Regions from separate parts of the Homo sapiens genome. Here region 1 is linked to region 2. A link is a loop called in an ENCODE intact Hi-C map of the cell type or tissue named here. Cell type or tissue: heart right ventricle. All regions are shown on one strand. Each heading gives the region's core, and the rest is flanking DNA. Links, peaks and the distances in the headings are about the cores only.

Region 1 (8,332 bases), core at 118-8,117, 170 kb after region 2:
ATAGAAAGATTTCAAATATAACCTTCCCCTGCCCCTCTGTAATGTTTGTCTTTAAAAATAAATCTGGTGGGACAGAAAGGTATTTGACATACTGTTTAATAACTAATTTTTCTATCATTTTAATAAAACTCAGCCTTTAAAAAAGGGTCCCAAATATGAAGAATCAAATATGCTCCCCAGACATGCTAGATTATTTGTCATAAAAAGAGTAGAGATTTTATTGCTGCTAGTTAAATCGTTTCGAGCATATAGGAAGTTTCCGAGGTCAGACCATTCATGTGCCCAGATTTGGAATTTAAGACCACCTGACCCTTTGTCATTTCTATAAAGGCTAGAAAAAATAAAGGGAGGGAACAGATACTTCAACCCAGGAACCCCTGGAGGGCAGGCGACCCCGGCTTTAGTTGTCCTGGGTCCGCAGTACTCCAAATGAGCAGCTGGGAACTGTAAAGGTCCCGTCATGTCAGTAATGCCTGTTCCCTTTGAAACCAAGGGTGGACGCCAACTGACAGGAAGATGGAACGGGTTGGTGACCCTGCACTTGACCCTTCCACAGTATGGGTCTGCAGAAGTCTGACGAACTTACCTCACTTAACTCTTTCTGGGCATTTCTGCACAGAGTGGCTCTTGAACCTCCCAACAGCAGGGAGAACTCCGGTTTCCCTGCTGAAAGGGAAAACACTGTGGCCAAGTCGCAGCTTTATAAGGCAACTTCCACTCTGCCTGGGGCAAGAGCACAGAGTAAGGAGACAGTTATGTAGCACAGGCATTTGGGGGATTCAAACAGACTTGCAATCTGGTTTCATAAATGGTAAGGGCTTTGAAAGAAAGCAAAACAGGATAGACCTCATTATTCTGCAGTAGAGAAACTGGCCTTTTAAGCTGAACCTCATGACTGTATCAGCATCCTGGTCCTGAGTGTATTTTCACAGTTCTTTTCTTTGTTCTGTCTCATGCATGGTGTATTTCTGCTTAGATTTACCAGGAAGGGCCCCGTGGCATGGTCAACGTACGACCTCTCTGGGTTTCAGGCACTCTCAGGCTTGGAGAAAGCCACATCACATCATATCAAATGCACTAAAATGGTTCCATCTCCCACATTCAATATCACTGAAATCTAATGATATAAGATTTGTGTTGCGGTTGACTAGTGACATAATATTATGTTTTGTAGGTATTTAATTATACTTTGATAGATTTTAACTTTGCGATTTTCTTTCCATAATTCAGAGCCAGCAATATTTTTACAGGTCTCAAACATGTGTGCAGGTCCCCGACAAGCTCTTGTACCCTAAGCCCTGCAGGTACCTATTGTACCCGATAGAAAATCCAGCCCTTTTCCGTGGCACCAAAAGACACGCTCCAAAGAGAAATGACAAATATGAAAATGCAATGAAACACCCTGACACAGCACACTCTGCCCTTGACCAAAACAAACACACACACACCCTACTCCAGTTTTTCTCTTAAGGGCCCCTATATCCTCCTTCTCTGTAGACAGCCAAAAAAAAAAAAAAGAAGAACAAATGAGTCACTCCTCTTACGCCAGCTGAATGCCTCGGATGGTCATTCTTTGGAGACTTCTCCGGGTCTAAGACAACAGTTCACACTCTAAGACCCTTTGGTTGGTTTCAGGTGTAAGACTTTGCTAAATTACAGCCCTTAGCACCAATAAAAATCTTTATAACAATTTTTGAAAGATTTTTGAAACAATTTGTGCTTAATTATCATTGGACAAATATATGCAAAGATAAGCTGACAACTTTCCAAACTCTTCCATCGTCTCTGGACTCACAAACAAAAGGGAAGAGAAGTAAATGATGTAAGCGTATTTCATTTACGTACTCACAGGAGCCCCGATTCTTACAACTATTTTGTATATATTTTTAATATAGTTTATTAAATATTGTATTTGAAAATATAAACCGCTTTATTAAAGTAATTAATGTTTTTATAATAAAATATGAAGTATTTTATTAACTGTGTATTTATTGTGTTTTCTGTTTTCTCATTTTGTATTTTAACTAATTAATAAAATCAACTTTTCATCCAATCTGAATCATTCCATTTCTGGCAACTCTTCCACAGCCCCTTGGCCACCATTTGCATTGTTCTGAGAAGTGGGGAACTCTATTCAGTTCACCAGGTTGTGGGCAGACAGACAAAAACAAAAACAGAGTCTGCCCATTAGTCCTGCACAAAAATGATCATTGGACATAATTAATCAGCGATGTGAACCGCTGTGGACATAAAAGACAATTGTCTTTTCTCCCCAACAATCCCTGCCCACTCAAGTGTTCAGGTACTCAGTTACATTCAACACAGGCTAATTCACTTATCCTCAACAAGTGGGCTATTGATTTTTGCCTGTTTTCAGAACAGCCTGTGGCTTTCTGAATGACAATAGCGTCCCCTATTTAAAAAAAAAAAAAAAAAAAAAAAACTGCAATTCTGGGGAAATGCCCTTTCAGTCGTCCTAATCGGGCTGGCTTCACATTTGTCTGGATGTGTTCACATATTCAACTTCGTGTCACTGATTTTCGCACCATTCTTTTCTCCTTATTCCTGCGGAATGTGGCATATTTCTTGTCTTTTTAAGCTGACAGGTCAACAGGATTTGCTTTTGTTCAGAGGGGCTCATATGAAGGGTACAAGAAATTCCCGGACATAGCAGGAGCAGGGCATCAAGCACCCTTTTTTTTTTCTTTCTTTCTTCTCTTGGTCATCAACTTCTGAAAAGCATGTAGCCCACATTCTAATTTTCCAAAAGAATAAATCCAAAGTAACCGTTTCCTTTGTACTTCTACATTAATAGTAAATAGCATCCTTCTTATAAAAGAGAAACAATTTTAAAATGATGTAAAATTTTAAATGTGCTAAACTTTTTAAGTGATTGCACCAAATTAAAAAAGAGACTACAAAGAGAGCCAGTTTTTGTTGAAAAGAAGTATGTGTTTTTACATTAATTATATTAAGTTTTAATAATAGCCCAGTGGTAAATTTTGACTGTGTTAACGAAACCATGATGATTGGTTGTGGACTAGTAGTTTGATAGCCATAAATGTTAAGCGTAAACTGAACAGTGTCTTTAATTTGGGAGGGCATCCCTCGTAGCAGAATGTGTCTCCTAACTAGTATATATTTTGACAATAGGCATTCGAGAAGCTGCAGTACTACTCCAGCCAAAGCTGCCCATTCAATTCAGATGCTGAGTCTATTACAAATGCGCATGTTTCAGCTTCTTGCTCCATGCAAGAGGTATTTGAACTTGCATATTAATTATAGGGCCAAATATGGTGCTGGAAAAAAAGAACAACACACACACACACTCCACTTAACCAGGGGAAAGGTTCAATTTAACCATGAGTGCCCCAACATTGCTTCATCAGAGCTTCTTCCTATCCTTTCCATGAAGGGCAAAGATAACTGGCTATTTTCATCATCTGTAGACACTCAGGAATATGACAAAGAACTATGCCTCCAAGCACGAGAGGCGGAGTTGTAATTCTGGATAGCTGAGTTTCTAAATAAAGAAATTTTAACATTTGGGTTGTTAATTAGGTTGCTCTAGAAAGGGCAGGCATTGGTTGATTTTTTTTAAACTCTGGGCATATTTTCCATTCTTCAGTTAGCACAATGGTAACAGAAAACTGGCTACCCTTTTGACAAGGGCCAAGGGAAAGAAAAAAAAAATAGGCTGGAGTGGTCTTGCCTTTCTTTCACTGAGAGTAGAAGAGCGAGGTTCCCTCCCTTGACATGAGCCCTGTCTTTGTGTTTTGCACCTGGATTTTTTTTTTTTTAAGGACTTAAGAAGTCAAATCACTAAATATTGATTATATAAGACATGCCTGAGCAAGACACACCATGAGGGAGACAGAGGAAGAGGAAGCAGGAGGCTGGAGAGACAACGCTAACAATGAAAAAATTATGGGGAAACAATGACATATCAAATATCATGAAGTGGCAAACTCACAGGATACAGATACATCAGGCATTCCTAGACTTTGAAGGTCTAGTAGAGAAAAAAAAAGCTAGCCAGGCTAACACAGACTTAACAACTTTTAAGTTTGCCAACTGAGGGCTTTAAAAAGAAAACAAAATCAGCATTTAAAAAGGAAAGAAAAGAAGGGAGGAAGGGAGAGAGGGAGGGAAAAAGGGAAGGAGGGAGTGAGGGAGGGAGGAAGGAAAGAAAGGAAGGAAAGAAAGGAAGGAAAGAAGGGAGGGAGGGAGGGAAGAAGACAGGGAGGGAGGGAGGGAGGAAGGGAAGGAGGGAGGGAGGAAGGGAAGGAGGGAGGGAGGAAGGGAAGGAGGGAGGGAGGGGGGAAGGAGGGAGGGAGGAAGGGAAGGAGGGAGGGAGGAAGGAGGGAGGGGGGAAGGAGGGAGGGGGGAAGGAGGGAGGGGGGAAGGAGGGAGGGGGGAAGGAGGGAGGGGGGAAGGAGGGAGGGGGGAAGGAGGGAGGGGGGAAGGAGGGAGGGGGGAAGGAGGGAGGGGGGAAGGAAGGAAGGAATCTTTTTTAAATCTTTATTAAAGGAAATGGTATTTAACATTGAAGAAAAAGGGTAAATAATAGAATCCTAAAAGAAATACTTTAAAATTGATACAACGTAGCTCATGAAAAACTCACTATTTTGTATTTTTCTAATTTTTACAAAAGAATGGTGAAAGTTTTGTCACAGACGGACCTCTGGGATTTAACAGATGACAATTCTCTTTTGCTCACCCTCACAGCATCACTCAGCACCGTGCTTGGTACAAGGGCTCCATGAATATTTGCTGAATAAACGAGGGCCCATGTACAGTAACATCTGCCACACTAAAGCATTCATGAGGGCTAGAGAAGTCAGGGTTAAGAGGACAAGATGTAAGACCATGAAGGCATTGGTGTGGTAGAGAAAATAAGGAAGGGTGCCCCAGGAGTTACATTTGGAGTACATGTAAACAAAGTATTTTGGGCCCATCCACATGCATCTGAATTTGTGTCTTCAAAATTCAGATTCTAATTTTATTTATTTATTTATTTTTTAGACAAGGTCTCGGTCACCCAGGCTAGAATTCAGTGGCGTGATCACAGCTCACTGCAGCCTCCACCTCCCGGGCTCAAGCGATCCTACCGCCTCAGCCTCCTTAGTAGCTGGGACTATAGGTGTGTGCCACCATGGCCAACTAATTTTCTTCTATGTCTTGTAGTAGAAGGGTTTCCCTATGTTACCCAGGCTGATCTTGAACTCCTAGGCTCAAGCAATCCTCCCACGTCAGCCTCCTGAAGTGCTGGGATTACAGGTGTGAGCCACTATGTCAGCCAGCTTCTAATTTTTGAGAGAGTCTACTGACACTGAGTCAGATGGAGAGTGGTCAGTCACTTGTCTGTCCCCACCCCACTTGTTCCAACTAGATAAGAAACAAAGTGTTCTCTTTCAATTTCATTACAGGACATATTTTTTATTTTATTTTATATTTATTTACTTATTTTGAGAGTGTCTCACTCTGTTGCCCAGGTTGGAGTGCAGTGGCACAATCTTAGTTCACTGCAACCTCCTCCTCCTGGGTTCAAGCGATTCTCCTGCCTCAGTCTCCTGAGTAGCTGGGACTACAGGTGGCTGCCACCACGCCCAGCTAATTTTTTATTTTTAGGTGAGATGGGGTTTCACCATGTTGGCCAGGCTGGTCTCGAACTCCTGGCCTCAAGTAATCCGTCCTCCTCAACCTCCCAAAATGCTGGGATTGCAGGCATGAGGCACTGCACCCAGCAGGATATAGTTTTTTAAAATGCATGTAGTTTGCCTGATCACCCAGTGGGGGCGTTCATCCCTGATACTCAGAATGAGATCTTTTTGGTGCAGTTGATGCTGGTGAGAGGACAGGCCCAAAGGGACCTTCTGGCTCCTCCAGTCACCACCTGATGACTTAAACTATGAGCATCCAATGCCTTATCTGTGCCATGAAAATGATATTGGCACTTCTCCAGGTGTGGCAGAGAAGCTGTTAGAAGATGATGTGCATAAAACAGCATAGCACAGAGCCTTGCCCAAGAGTGGGGGCTTAAGAGCAACGCAAGAAGGAAAAATAAATAAACAAATAAAACATCTGATTGCAGTTAGTACTCCACCTCCACCCCGTTCACAATTTCTGAAAACACGCTAGATACTGGCAAGGTGGAGTATTACATTTTGTTGAATCTAAGAACGCAGAATGGTTCTGATCAGGGAGATGGAAAGAGAAAGCTAATCAGCAATGACAAGTAAAAAGTGTATGCAGAAGACAGAGCGGAGATTCAAGTCTCAGGATTGGCAAAAATTACTCAATTTCTCTAAGCCTCAATTTTCTTATCTGTAAAATGGAGAGAATGATAGCATCTACTCTTAGCAGACTTAAATGGAACGCTACAAGATAAACCATGTAAACCATTTTGTGCAGTGCCCAGCATACAGTAAATGGATCGTTAAAGAAAAATGATTTATTGTTATTTTCACTATTCCTGTCATGACAATGATCAGAACAGAGTAACCACTTGAAAAACCTGGCCGGAAGGATATGGCTACTTTAGATTTCAGTTTATCTTTTGCATGGAAAGGGATGATGCTACCAGCACAACAGCTTTCGTTGTCAGCCAAATAAGATCTATCGAGAAGAGGCCGGGTGTGGTGGCTAGCACCTGTAATCCCAGCACTTTGAGAGGCCGAGGTGGGTGGATCACAAGGGCAGGAGTTCGAGATCAGCCTGGCCAATATAGTGAAACCCCGTCTCCACTAAAAATATAAAAAATTAGCCAGGAGTGGTGGCACGTGCCTTTAGTCCCAGCTACTCAGGAGGCTGAGGCAGGAGAATCGCTGGAACCTAGGAGGTGAAGGTTGCAGTAAGCCGAGATTACACCACTGCACTCCAGTCTGGCTGTCAGATCGAGACTCTGTCTAAAAAAAATCTATCCAGATCTATCCAGAAGAGAACAGGAGAATAAAATACGAATGGGAAAATACTGAAGTAAGAGGTAACTCTCACAGTCCTCTATGCTCTGACTAAAGAGAGATTCTACTAGTGTGATTAGTTCAAAAGCGTGTAATAAGCCCAACAGAATCATTTTAAAATAAGACTCTAATTTCAGGAACCTAAGGAAGTCTGCATTTTAATAAGATATTTCATTATATCCCTAATACGAAACCATTGTTTGCCTGACTCTATAATTTATTGTTAGACAGACACTGCACTATTACCAAAGCAAAATGAAACAGATGATGATTTCGCTAATAAAACAATTGGATCATGAGGCAAAACCCAGCTCGGCACTTAAAACAGGGCTGAAAAACTCCGAGTAGGGATCTGCAGAGTCGAATATTCCCAGTTGGAATGTCACCTTTCCCTACTCTTCCGCAGAGAAAATCATTGAAATAGCCTGCTAACAATACCATTACTGTCTCCCTAACTTAATCCTTTGTTCCTTCCAGAGAAAAGACTTCTGCTGATTATGAATATTCCACTCTACAATTTCCATCAATTAATATACTACCACATTCTTATTATGGTATTCATAGCTTCTTGATTTACATTAGAAAGTATATATTTTACACCACGGGTAAAGCTATTTCTTCCCCTTTAACGGAAAGTGCTTATATAAAAAGACCTTACAATTTGGAAAATGGCGGTGGGGTATGTGTGTGTGAATAATGGCTTGGAGATAATAGATTCTATTCTCCTTTCTGGTTTTTTTCCTTTCTTTTTTTTTTTTCTCTCTGCTGGGGAATTCCCATGCACCAGTCAAGGAAGGCAACACAGTTGCCCTGAACCTCCTCTGTCTTACCCGTTTCTTTCTAGAGCTAAGCCTGAGTGTCTCTCCAGAATCTGTCTCCAACAGTTTATAGAATTCAGAGTTTGCAACTTGCTTTTCACAAACACCCAAAGGGGCAAAGAGGGACCCGGCTTCCTTCTGGGTGAGTAAAATAAGGCAGGTGGCACTGAAGAAGAAAGGAATCTTGGTGATAAAGGAGTTCTATATGAGTGGCAGAGAGGCCAACCTGGGTTTGCCTCTCCATCCCTGCTGTGCGAGGAGCCATGTCACTTATACACCCTGAGTCCTGAAGGCCTGACACATAAAATCAGGGTATTTACATCCCTGCCCCAGGTATTATGTGGAAACTGAACGAGGTTGAGGGTGCAGGCAATGCTTTAAATAGTGACAGAGGGATGGCAGAAGCTCTAGTAGGAAAGGCAGTCTCTTGCCCAGGTACCTCCAAAGCTACAGATGCCCTGCAGAGACTGAGATGGCCACAGGGTCACACAGGCTTCTCCCTGTCACGATAGGCAGAGGATTCTAGGCGTGAGTCACCTGCACAGTGACATC
Region 2 (8,332 bases), core at 33-8,032:
AAAATACAGCCACATTTGATGGAGTGAGTTGGTGACTCTGTCACTCTTCTTCTCCTGAGCCTGAGATGGCTCCCCACCCTCAGGAGTGAGGGCTGTGATGTCTCTCGCCATCTGCCCAACTTACCTACCTTTCTAGTTCTACCTGCAGCCCCTCTTCGAGCATACACCACAAATATCTGCTACAGGGGACCCCATGCTGTCCATGAGTGCTATGGGCAACGGTGACGTTCCATCTGTCTTAGTGCTCTGCGGTAAACATCTGCTCAATAAGGGGATGGACTTGCAGAATGGGCATGTGATAGGAAGCACAAGATCTCCTGGGAGCACCTCACAGTTCAGAACAATGCCATGTGCCAGGAATTGCCTTATGCTATCATATGTGCCCATGTGTGTGTATGTGTGTGTGTTGGGTGGGGACATGTACAGCCTCCCCTCCCCCCACACAGACAATGAGTCTTTCAAGGAACTGCCCGGAGCCTGGGAGCACCTCATGGTTAAGAACAACGCCATGTGCCAGGAACTACCTTATGCTATCTTATGTGCATATGTGTGGGGGGGGAGGGGGACACGTACAGGCTCATGCGTGTGCGCACGCGCACACACACACACACACACACACACACACACACACAAAATGGGTCTGTCAAGAAACTGCCCGAAAAAATGACATGAGACACACCAACGTGGATTCCAACACCTATCATCATTCAGAACTCTTTCTTTTTTTTTGAGACATTGTCTCGCTCTGTCACCAGACTGGAGTGCAGTGGCGCGATCTCGGCTCACTGAAAACTCCGACTCCCTGATTCAAGCGATTCTCCTTTTTCAGCCTCCTGAGTAGCTGGGATTACAGGCGCCTGCTACCACGCCCAGCTAATTTTTGTATTTTGAGTAGAGACAGGGTTTCACCATGTTGGCCAGGATGGTCTCCATCTCCTGACCTCATGATCTGCCTGCCTTGGCCTCCCAAAGTACTGGGATTGCAGGGATGAGTCACTGCACCCAGCCTAGAAGTAATGTTTAATAAAAATCTCCAGCCCTTCTTTCAGAAGGACCTAGACGGGCTTCCTTCAAGGAACATGAAAAAATTAAGTTGATGTGTGGACACCAACATATGCACATGCATCTTTAAACAGTGTGAAAGAGTCTCATTTCAGCCACATGCTTTCAGAGTCATGTTTTCAAATTCCATGAAGGGCCTGGGAAAACTGTGTTAAATTCCAATTCTGGATCTCCCATACAAGTATGCGAATGATGCCAACAGAAGTTAAATACAATAATCGTTTTGCAGCCAAGCTCCCTGTTCAGAACTCACATGCAAAGTACTGCCTGATCCCAATTAGCTCAAACTTGTTTTTGCTTCTCTTTGTTTGTCGCCTCCTGCCCACCTTCCAGGGACTCCTCATTTTGGGTTATTTGTTCAGACTTCAACTCCAGACACACCACTGTGATTTCGTTTTTAATAAACACTATCCAGTGAGTAGCGGAAAACAATGAGAGGCACCTGCACTCTATTATAACTTCTCATTCCACCCACGAGTGCGGAGCTATGAATAAGTGAGAGCCCCACTAGTCTAAGAATAGTAACAGCGTTTTCCCATCAACACAGCATCCTCCAACTTCAGCTAACACAAGGGACAAAGTACCCTGCTGCCCGCCTCATTGTTTTAAATGAGGGAGGAATGTCCCGAGGGGAGCCAAATGTCTGCGCTCTGCAGCCAATGACTTACCCATGGGTGGGACCAGAGGATGGTCCATTCCAAGCTAGGAAACAGCTGAACATTCCTGAAACCTTAGGGATAGGGAGTGCTAATGACTGACAGTCCAGAAGCCAGAGCCAGAAGTTGTAGTAGAAGGAACATGGGGTGTGGAATCGGAGAACACAAACTCGGGCTCTACTTATTAATAGAACAAATATATATTAACTGCCCAACAAATGTTTAGGCACTGTTCTAGCGGCTTAGGATACCGACAAAATCGTCAAAGTCCCCTGCCCTCATGAAGCTTACAATCTAGCCACTCACTAGCCACTGAGCAAGTTACCTAATTTCTTTTTGTTTGTTTGTTTGTTTCTTTTGTTTGTTTGTTTTGCTTTGGAGACAAGGTCTGCAAAACAGACCTTGATGCCCAGGCTGGAGCACAGCGGCATGATGACAGCTTTCTGCAGCCTCAGCCTCCTGGGCCCAAGCAATCCTCCCACCTCCACCTCCTGAGTAATTGGGACTACAGCCATGTACCACTGCACCCCATTATTTTTTTGATTTTTACTTTAAGTAGATACAAGTTCACGCTATGTTGTCCAGGCTGGTCTCAAACTTCTGAGCTCAAGCAATCCTCCTGCCTAAGCCCCACAAAGCGCTGAGATTACAGGTGTGAGCCACCGCGCCTAGCCAACTTACCTAGGTTCTTTGAGCCTCTGTTCCCCTCCTGTGGAATGAGCTAAACATATGCCTATGCCCCAGTGGCTTGAAGCCTGGAATTAGCTAGTAGTAGCCATGCTGGTAATAACAATCACCACTTTTTTATTTGTTTGTTTAATCTCTTCCAAAGTATTTGTTACCTACAAAAGGGAAGATAATAACTTCACACTGCAGAACCCAGAAGTCATCACATTAACCAAATGATCAAGATTAACATTTCCAAGAAGAATTACACGTCTACTGGAATCAACCTAAATGTCCACAAATGACAGATTGGATTAAAAAAAAAGTAGTGAATATACACCATGGAATACTATGCAGCCATATAAAAGAATGCGATCATGTCTTCTGCGAGAACACGGACGGGGCTAGAAGCCATTATCCTCAGCAAACTAATGCAGGAAGAGAAAATCAAATACTGCATGGCCTCACTTACAAGTGGAAGCTAAATGATGAAAACTCAAGGACACAAAGAAAGAACAACAGACACTGGGGCCTGCCTGAGGGTAGAGGGAGAGAGGAAGGAGAGGATCAGAAAAATAACTATTGGATACAAGGCTTATTACCTGGGTGATGAAATAATCTGTTCAACAAACCTTTGTGACATGAAGTTACCTATATAACAAACCTGCACATGTACCCCTGAACCCAAAATAAAAGTTAAAAAAAGAATTACAGGTCCAATTAACATTTCCAGTAAGAACACACATATACACTAATAATCCCTTGGTAAAATACACTGAGAGGGAAGTATCATTTTTGTACTATTCTTTTCAAAAAAATGGTTTTTATTGTAGTACAATGTATGTAACACAAAATTTGTCATTTTAACTTTTTTTTTGTGAGAGAGCTAGACTGAACTCGTTAAAGCTCACCTTTGCTGTGATCCAACTCTTATTTATTTATTTATTTATTTATTTATTTATTTATTTATTGTGAGACAGAGTCTTACTCTGTTGCCCAAGCTGAAGTGCAGTGGCACAATCTTGGCTCACTGCAACCTCCACCTCCTAGGCTCAAGCAATTCTCCTGCTTCAGCCTTCCAAATAGCTGGGATTACAGACACCCACCACAATGCCCGCCCAATTTTTGTATTTCTAGTAGAAACGGGGTTTCACCATGCTGGCCAGGCTGGTCTCGAACTCCTGACCTCAAGTGATCCGCCCATCTCAGCCTCCCAAAGTGCTGGGATTACAGGCGTGAGCCACCGCACCCAGCGCATTTTAAGCATTTTTAAGGATACAATTCCGTGGCATTAATTACACTCATGATGTTGAACAACCATCACTTCTATCTCCAAAACTCTTTCATCACCTCAAACAGTAATAACCACCTTTGAACATATATTTAGGTTGGGCATGCATGTTCTTCAACCTCAACAGAAGCTGGGGGTTGGATCACTGTGATAGCTTCCTAACTGGATACCCTGTTTCAGTCTTCACCACCTATCCCTTACCAATCCACTCAACACAGCAGCCAGAGCGATCTTTTCAAAGAGTAAGTCAGTTCCGGTCAGTTCTGTGTTCAAGACTATCCAAATGGATCTCCATCCCTTAAAATGCGTGCTCTGGCCAAATGCTAATTCTCTTCCCTTCATCCACACCTGCTGTGTTGCAGCTGGCTTACTTGCATGCCATGCCGGCTGACCTGAGGGCCTTTGCACGTGCGGTTCCTTCTGCCTAGAATGTTCTGCCTCCAGCAATCCCTTCCTTCATGTCTCTGCTCCAAATGTCACCTTTTTAGAGAGGTCTTCCTTGTACAGTCTCTATCAAACAGCACACATAATAATTCTTACGCTCCTCGCTCTGCCTATTTTCCCATAGCACTGATTAGCATCGGTGCCAACCGTCCACAGATGACGTCTCAGTACCAGGCACATTTAGCATTGCTCGGCTTGGGAGGAAAGAAGAGTTTCCCCTTTGCCAGCGGACGCCATGTCCAGCTTCGCCAGTAGAGGGCGCTGCAGGGACACTGGCGCAGACGGGTTCTGGTGCGAAGCTCCCATAGGGGCATCTCCCTGTGGGCGGTTCACTTCGGGGAGGGGGGGAGGGGGCGGGAGTTTCCCGGCACTCCACCCCTGCAGGCTGATTTCCAGAGACTTCCTTGGTAGGCACCTCCCACAGACGTCCTTCCCTGGCACCACAGAGAGCGGTTTCCCAGTGAGTCCCACCTTTATGGGGGCTTCAGTGAGAACCTTTCTGCCATCCAATGGGCCATGGCCCAGTCCAGATCCCAGTCCTGGCCCGTGGGGACCCCAGATTTGCTCTTTCCTGGGTGTACTGCCCCATCCCCCATTGGTACTGGCTGCTCCCAAATCTGTATTCTTGGATTCTTTAGAGTTAAATTTTTTTTTTGTTTGAGACAGAGTCTCACTCTATGGCCCAGGCTGGAGTACAGTGGTGCAATCTAAGCTCACTGCAACCGCTGGCTCCCGGATTCAAGTGATTCTCCTGCCTCAGCCTCCCAAGTAGCTGGAACTACAGGAGCACACCACCAACCCCGACTCACTTTTGTATTTTTAGTAGAGACGGGGTTTCACCATGTTGGCCAGGCTGGTCTCGAACTCCTGACCTCAGTGATTGGCCCACCTCGTATTCCCAAAGTGCTGGGATTACATGCATGACCCACCATGCCCGACCTACTCTTTTTTATTTTATTTTACTTAAAGACACGGTCTCACTCTGTCACCCAGGCTGTAGTACAGAGGTGAGATCATAGCTCACAGCAGCCTCAACCTCTTGAGCTCAAGCGATCCTCCTGCTTCAGCCTGCCAAGTAGCTGGGACCCCCACATGCTCCACCACACACGCCCAACTACTTTTTATTTATTTTTATTTTTATTTTTTTATTTTATTTTTTATTTTTTGTAGAGACAGGACCTCCCTATGTTGTCCACACTGATCTCGAACTCCTGGACTCAGGCGATCCTTCCACCTTGGCCTTCCAAAGTGCTGGGATTACAGACAGGCATGAGTCACTGTGCTCGGCCTGATTCTCTTTACCCTTTAGTAGCCAAAACCCTGTTGTAGCTAATAATTCTTAATATTAAATCTTCCCTGTTAAAATTATGATATAGTTTCTGTCTCCTAACTGGATCCTGACTGATGGAGTAACAGACATGGTAAAAATAAATAAATAAATAAATAAATAAATAAATAAATAAATAAATAAATAAATAATGTGGGGGGTGGGTGGGAGGGATTACATTTGTTAATTACCCATTTTATCTCCATCTGTCACAGAATGCAAGCAAGGACTTTGCTTTGTTTACCACGATGTCCCCAATGGCTACAACATGTGCTTGACAGGTTACAAGCACTGGATAGGAAGGAAGGAGGGGAAGAGAGGGGGCGGAGCAAGAGACATTGTGAAAAAGAGAAAGGATGGAGGGAGGCAGGATGGATGGATGGATGGACAGACGGATGGACGATGGTGACTCCCCCCAACTCCCAGGTGGCATTACACGGGCTGTAACAGCGCCTGGTATATAGTAAGCACTCATGAAATAGTCATATATGAATCTCTTTGCAGCCCTTACATAATTTCCATTTAACCTTTCCATCCTTCCACCAATTATTTGGAATACCAAAATACCTCACTATCAAATGCCAGAGCCTTATAAAGATGGCCTTGTGGCCCCTGCGCCTACCCAACCCCAACAACTCTCTTGAAGAAAAATAACAACAAATTGACCAGAGACTGAAAAAGGAAAGCATCTTTGAACCACACCTTCTGGTGCTTGGTTTTATTCTGATGCTCAAAACAGAATGGAAACCGTCCTCCTCCCCTACACCATGGCGCAGCGTCAGCTTCCTGCTTACAAACAACGGCATTGGCGGGTCATGCTCTCCTTTCTCTTTGACTGGAAAGCCCTTCAGGGTCAGTACCTCATTTCTGGTGTGAATATTCACTTTCTCGTTCCACAAAAAGACCCACCAGCAAGCTGTGAAATGAGCATTTCACAAAAGCATAAAACACGCCGATAATTAAAACGCTGGGCAATTAGAGTGACAAACTACACTCCCCAATCTACAGAGTTAATTTCACAACCTCTGAAAATTATAAAGGAAATCTATTTAGAAATTAGGAAGCTCCAAAGCCTTTTTTTTTTTTTTTCCTCGAGATGAAGTCTCACTGTGTCACCCAGGCTGGAGTGCAGCGGCGCAGTCTCCGCTCACTGCAACCTTTGCCTCCCAAGTTCAAGTGATTTTCCACTCTCAGCCTGGTGAGTAGCTGGGATTACAGGCGTGCGCCACCACACCTGGCTAATTGTTGTATTTTTAGTAGAGAGCGGGTTTCAACATGTTGGCCAGTGTGGTCTCAAACTCCTCACCTCAGATGATCCGCCCACCTCAGCCTCCCAAAGTGCTGGGAGTACATGCATGAGCCACTGCACCAAGCCAGGCAACTTTTTTTTTTTTTTTTTTTTTAACTCATCTATCACTTTTTGGCTTGCTTGAGATTTCACTCTCCAACTTTTTTCTACTGTGACCTAGTTGCTTCAGAATCATACTGGCTGTACTTCTTTGCTTATAAAATAACCGACCCCCCCGCCCCGCAGCCTAAAAAAGGGACAAAATCCAAAGCCAAGAATTACAATTACCCGGTAAAACACATAATAAGAATACAATACAGCTAATGAAAAAGCACAGGGGGTGGAATACCAACCTCCCCAATGTAAACAACAACTGTCTCTTTCAATTACCGTTTTCTTTTTACCTCAACTTCTAAACAGTACTAGAAGACATTAGCACAGTCCAAACTCGTGGTGCTGGAAGGTTATCATTAGCCAAAAGAAAGCAAAAATAGAACCAAAAAGCCATGTGAGTATCAAAAATGGATGTTACTTTCTCCAAAGAAGATACACAAACGGCCAGTAGGCACGTGAAAGTACGCTTAACATCATTAGGGAAATGGGAATCAACACTGCAGGGAGGTAACACTTCACTCAGATGGCTATTCTATTTTTTTAAGTAAAATAAGTATTGGGTAGATGTGGAGCAACTAGAATCCTGATGCACTGCTGGTGGGAATGTAAAATGATGCGGCTGCTGTTGAAGACAGTTTGGCAGTTTCTCAAAAGGTTAAGCACACAGATACGAAACGACGCAGCAATTTCACTCCTAGGTATACATGCAGAAGAATCGAAAGCAGAGATCTGAATAGATATTGGTACAATGTTCATAGGAGTATTATTCAAACACACACACACACACACACACACACAGACACACACACACTCACACAGAAACATTATTCAGCCATAACAAAGAAATTTTGTGGCAGGTGTGGTGGCGCAGTCATCTCAGCGCTTTGGGAAGCCCAGGCGGGTGGATGACCGGAGCACAGGAGTTCAAGATCAGCCAGGGCAACACGGCAAAATCTGTCTCTACTAAAAATAAAAAAATAATAATAAAAATAAATTTAAAAAGCCAGGCATGGTGGCATGCACCTCTAGCTCCTTGGGAGGCTGAGGTGGGAGGATCACTGAAGCCCAGGAAGTCAAGGCTGCAGTGAGCTTTGATTGTGCCACTGCACCCCAGCCTGGGCAACAGAGTGAGACCCTGTCAAAAATGGAAGGAAGGAAGGAAAGAAGGAAGGAAGGAAGGGAGGAAAGGAGAGAGAGAAGGAGGGAGGGAGGGAGGGAGGGAAGGAGAGGAAGAAAGAAAGAAATTTTGATATATGCTACAATATGGATTGACCTTGAAAACAATTTCATAGATGCAGAAAGTAAAGTAGGGGTTACCAGAGACCACAAGCTTGGGGAAGTGAGGAAGGGGCAGTTATTTTTTAAAAGATGTGATGAAAATATTTTAGGTATAGGTAATGCTGATGGTTACACAACATTGTGAATATATTTAATGACTATGAATTTTACACTTATAAATTAAAATGATAAATACTAAGTTGTGT

The links. A loop is a pair of places that touch in the nucleus more often than their neighbours do. Peaks named below come from ENCODE experiments on the same cell type or tissue, not always from the same donor. Only the 100,000 strongest peaks of a DNase experiment are listed, where the experiment ranks them.
Region 1: it touches region 2 in a loop (2.3-fold over the local background); 3 of 110 quality-filtered maps call a loop at or near these places.

The regions. Positions count from the first base shown.
Region 1 is chr16:78,600,830-78,609,161 of GRCh38, reverse strand. The region is part of intron 8 of WWOX (WW domain containing oxidoreductase); the gene reads right to left. It overlaps LOC105371354 (a long non-coding RNA gene), which reads right to left and starts at 685. Exons shown (of 2, transcript XR_001752380.2): 1 at 587-685. In heart right ventricle, for the core only: no CTCF peak of the experiment used is centred there; no DNase peak of the experiment used is centred there; H3K4me3 peaks cover 697 bases; H3K27ac peaks cover 2,499 bases.
Region 2 is chr16:78,766,797-78,775,128 of GRCh38, reverse strand. The region is part of intron 8 of WWOX (WW domain containing oxidoreductase); the gene reads right to left. Among named protein-coding and RNA genes, the nearest start is that of WWOX-AS2, 270 kb to the right of the region's middle. RefSeq lists an enhancer at 6,320-6,399. In heart right ventricle, for the core only: a CTCF peak has its summit at 4,375 (motif pointing right); a DNase peak (open chromatin) is centred at 4,368; H3K27ac peaks cover 999 bases.